Regions from separate parts of the Mus musculus genome. Here region 2 is linked to region 1. A link is a loop called in an ENCODE intact Hi-C map of the cell type or tissue named here. Cell type or tissue: left cerebral cortex. All regions are shown on one strand.

What was found. Peaks named below come from ENCODE experiments on the same cell type or tissue, not always from the same donor. Only the 100,000 strongest peaks of a DNase experiment are listed, where the experiment ranks them.
Region 2: a loop joins it to region 1, with 7 times the contacts of the local background. A loop is called at or near these places in 10 of 42 quality-filtered maps.

Annotation. Positions count from the first base shown.
Region 1 is chr9:48,645,208-48,647,707 of GRCm38, reverse strand. No RefSeq gene overlaps it. Among named protein-coding and RNA genes, the nearest start is that of Gm32280, 24 kb to the left of the region's middle. In left cerebral cortex, CTCF peaks have their summits at 1,322 (motif pointing left) and 2,222 (motif pointing left); DNase peaks (open chromatin) are centred at 1,307 and 2,206; H3K27ac peaks cover 525 bases.
Region 2 is chr9:49,488,086-49,490,585 of GRCm38, reverse strand. No RefSeq gene overlaps it. Among named protein-coding and RNA genes, the nearest start is that of Ttc12, 3.1 kb to the right of the region's middle. In left cerebral cortex, a CTCF peak has its summit at 1,483 (motif pointing right); DNase peaks (open chromatin) are centred at 129 and 1,487.

The DNA.
Region 1 (2,500 bases):
CAGCTGCTCCTTGTTACACACCTCTGGCTGTTCTCTGTTGCCCAGCTTCTCTCAGCCTGACATAGAGCCCCCCGAACTTACCACCCTAACTGAATTCCCTGGACAAGATAATAGCGAGAGAACACGGTTTTGTCCACACCGTAGTCCTGCCACGCTGGGCTCCTTCTGTCTGACTCTTGGGCAGTGGGAGAGACAACAGCCAGAGCTCACCAGCTGGAGGGGTGAGTGGAGGGAAGGTGGGACGCCTTTCATCTACAGGACATGAAATGAATCTGCTTCCGTTCAGCACCACAGCTCTTGTGGAGAAGTACTGGCTATTGGCTCCTCTTTACAGGGGAGTAAACAGAGGCTGTGACACACACACACACACACACACACACACACACACACACACACACACACACACACACGGTCCTGTTAAGGGAAGAGCCTCCTCTCCATCCTGTCATCCAGGGTTGACAGTTTTGTTCTGTCGCCTGTTCTCACAGCACCCGCCCCTTGTCACCAGGAAGGAATCCCTCCATGTACTGAGTCAAATCCCACAATTCCTCAGGGTTGTCTGTCCTACTCATGTACTTGGCCAGAATTTGCTGGAAACCAGGGAACATTCCAGGGGTGCATTCCAGGGTGGGCCTGGGTCAGGTCTCATTACCCTGGTGAGGAAGCCCTGCAAGGACACTCAGCTACCTATGACAAGGTACCTCGCCTCCTTCCCATTCTGTGGTCCAGGAGGTTCACGGCTGCCACAGCCACCGACAGTTTCTCTGGTGCCCTCGAGTCCTTGAGTTTACACTGGGTTCTAGCCATGAGATTCGGCAGCATTCTGAAGACCGGAAGGGCCTCAAAAGGACCTCTGGAGTCAAGCATTCAGCCTCCACTTTGATTCAGATTCAGCTCAGTGGCTGTCCCATTGCCACACCTCTGAAGAGAAGGGACAGTTGGAATTTAGCAAGAAGAACCTCAATTCATAGTCAAAAGGACGCTGTGTTTTGGGCCAGCTCTGCCATACTCTGTTTGGCTTTGATTTTGTATTAAGGTTCTCCAAGGTCTTCTCTTCTCAACTGTGAGACGGAACAGCAATTTTTAGCCCATCTACCCTCAGGCACTTATGTCAGCTGGGTAAGACCCTTAGAAATCAACTTTGTAAAGACACCTATGACAATGTAAGCTATAAGGGGATGTGGCAGGCACAGGATGGCCTGGAAGGGGAGGTAGAGGCCTAGGTGTCTGTCTCTTCCTAGTCCAGAAGCCCCTTTGCGTGGCCTGAAATGAGCAGAATGCCTACTTGACAGCATAAGTAGGACTCTGTCTCCACCTAGTGGCTAGTGCTTGAAGGTGCGTATACTGCTCAGGCATCTGGAAAGTGACGGGTATAACTGTCTTGGTTGAGTGAGGATGGGTAAGCAGAGACTATGATTCACATGATACCAGGGGAGAAACACAACCTGATTATGGGAGGTCAAAAGGATCTTTCCGGGAGTCCTCCTGAGCCACTGCATCTTCACTCTTTACTTTTTCTCCCGTTGCACGCTTGGCGATTTAGATCCCAGTCTTCCCAACCCTCAAACGCTAATTCATATTTAACCCTCACCTCACCCGGAGGGATCAGCAGACCCAGATGGACTTCAAATCCTTAAAGCTTCTTTACCAAGGAAGGCCCAAACAGGCCATTGGAACTGAACACCACCTCCAGGCTGGTTTTAAGAAATGACAGGAGACTGTGTATGGGGACAGTGGGGCAACCTATGTCCCTGTGTTCCAGAAGCTTCAGAAAAATTAGAAATGAAATGCTGTGGCTGCTGCCCTGACACAGGACTGTCCCTCCAGGGCAATGTAAAAGCCTAACACTGTACACTCCTCCTCCCCTTGCCCATCTCTAGCTGGATTGGCCTCTGTTCTCGAGACTGTGGCTCTTCCTCACTCGGATACCTGAGTCCCCACCCATGGGCCATTGAGTGTCTTTCCCCTTGTCCCTTGGTACCTCTGGCCACCTCGGACAGTTGCATTAGAATGGGTTAGAAGATATCTCTCACCATATTTCTAGCTATGACTCTGGTTAGCTCTACATAGCCTCAGAGAAAATCCCTGGCTCCATACCACCTGTTAGTTCTCCTCCCACCCACTTCTTTTAAAGCAGCATTTGGTTTTTTAACTGATATCTATTGGGGTGGAGGTGGAAGGTCTTCAGGATAAAGTAAGCTTCTAGTGACCCCAGGTGGACAGAAGAAGGAAATGCACACGTGGTGTCAGGCAGATGAGAAGTCACAGTGACAGAGGGAGGGCACAGGGACCTCCCGTGTCTGACCTGAGAGACACCGACCCAGCTCCCAGAAATCTCTTAACGACTAACCTCCGCTCTCTGCCCCACCAGAGCTTGATCTTCCCGTTAATTCTCCACAGAGCAGCTGAGATCAGGCTAGGCCGTCTAAATTAGATTTCTCTGATCTCAAAGAAAATTAAAAAAAAAAAAAAAAAAAAAACAAGAATCACATGGACAACA
Region 2 (2,500 bases), 840 kb before region 1:
GCGCAGATGGTTCAGGACTGTACAAAAAGGAAAGAAGCGCTGCGTGAGAACATGCTGTTCTCTGTTAACACTTCTTGAGCGATCTGGAAAGCACCCGTGTGGGGAGAAACAAGAGGTTTCAGTCTAAATGTGAAACCCACGCAGAACAATTTATCCTGGGTGCATTTTCAGACCGTTCACCGTCTGAACCTCAGCGGTAGCGAGGACCCTGGTGCTCTCACGCGTTGTTGCCAGTTAGAATGCCAACTGCTCCGACGTTTATGAATCACCAAGGAGCACTTCGGAAATTTTAACAACCTAGGAGAGTAAACTCTTGCAAAGTATAAAGGGAACTAAGGCTCTAAGATGGTGTGGCTGAGTGAGTGAGTGGGAATGCCACACACAGAAGAACGCATGCTTCTCTGCGCTAACGAGCGTGTGTGGCACGGCACAGCAAATTGGCTTAAAAATGGGAGGATAATGAATAATAATTATGAAAACAACGTGGTTCGAAAATACACACTTATCCGAGGCAAGCGTATACATAAGTATCCCTGAGGGCCTCTGCTGTCGGCTGTTGGGAGGATGGGGAAAGCATCTCCCGAGAGTGTCATGTGTGAGCCCCTACTAAGGGGTCCTCAGAATGTGGCAGCGGCTGGGTGTTGACATGATGCCGGACTAAGTAACTTAAGACCATATGTAAGCAAGATGGCAGCATTGCAGAAATTCACAGACAAAAAAGATGGGAAAGGAGAGGCATCTGGCTCTAACTAATGAAGCAGGGATAGTTTCTGCCACGTGCTTCTAATGTAATATCAAACTTCTTACACAAAGTCAAGAGACACTGCTCCCTGGCAACACCTGTCTCCAACCGTCCCTGGCAACTGAAAGGGGACCCACATCCGGACTATGTGTGACTTGTGGCATCTGGCAATTCTGTGAAGTGCCTTTGTCCCACAAACCTCGATGGTGGAGAAAATTCCAGGGAACGAAGGCGATGTGTCTTCAGTTTTCTGAGTGTGAACGCTCACCTTAGATGGATGACTTGTGCCTCAAATAAGCAATTAATCACCCTTAAATTTCTCAACATCCTGAACTGCTGGCTTTAGCTCACTCTCCAGAGAAGCAGTCTCAGCAAAGCAGCCATACAAAAAAAGAGCCTTGCCAGGTGTGGTGGCTGGATATGCTTGGCCCAGGGAGGGGCACTACTAGGAGGTGTAGCCTTGTTCGCGAGTGGGTGTGGCCTTGTTGCTGGGAACATTGACATGCTTCCTGCCATGATGACAATGGACTGGACTTCTGAACGTGTAAGCTAGCCCCCGTTAAATGTTTGCCTTGGTCATGGTCTCTCTTTATAGCAATAAAACCCAAACTAGGACACCAGGTGTGCACACACAGGAGGTGCTCGGTTAGCACTAAATAACTGCAGGAGAAGCACAAGAACACCTGAGCACCGACCCTGTGCCGAGTCCTGCCTTGCACTGGCTAGTCATACCCATTCCGCCCACAAGAGGGCAGTGCTACTCCACAGCAGGCAGGATAGGGCGCCACTCCCATCTGGCATGGGAGCTCCTGCTGGCCTTTTCTAGAATATAAGTCCCTTGATCCACAGTAAAGTCTCTAAAGAAAGACACTGGTGGATTCACCTTGCTTTCTTAATGGAGTCACAGACACTTCCCAGCAGAGGGGAAGCTAGACCAGTCTCTGACAAGCATGGAGCAGTCTGCTTGGCATGCCCAGGGAGGAAACCATAAGCTTAGGTGGAAACTCGCAGGGGGGTTGCTGACAGCATTGTCTGCCACATGGGTGTACATAGGAGTCAGGGCAGTCAAGTGGGGGAGTTTTGAGGGCACAGACCAAGGTTCAGGTCTTGCTCGGCCCCTGAGAAATCTCGGTCCCTTTTATCTGTGTGTTCTTGACTTAAGAAATGGGAATAAACAAAACATTTACATGAAGTCATACGTATGCCTGGCACACGGGACTGCTATTGTGGTTGTTGCAAATATTTTCCACACCATCATTTCAGCACAGAAATATCAAGGGATACTCTTGTCTCCTGCAGACACATGAACCTGCGATCCTGAAAACTACTCCTTCCTCTACAGTGGCGAGTTAGAACAGAAAAGATAACAGGGGAATCCAAGGGGCAGGGATTTTCAGCTTAACAGATTCTTTCCCTGTAGGGACACGTGGTTCGGAGAAAGAAATGAGGCAGTATTTAGTGATTCTTCTTGGGGAGGCCTGGACAAACCCTTCTCTCAGAATCTTGAAACCAAAGCTGCCAGGCTAGCTGGCTCCTGCAGCCGAGGGTCTTGTCTGGCAGGCTGTAGTTTGGCTCCTGGATTCTGGTGGACTTGTCTCCACAGGCAAAGGTAGTTTGTTTCATTCTGCATGAGGCTGAGAACTTTTTTTCCCACTCTCTTCTGAGCTTGTATAATATAATTGATGGGAAAATGCAAGGAGTTAGGATGGTTTGCACGGTGGGGAGCGAGCTGAGGGAAGGAGTAGCAATGGTTTCTAT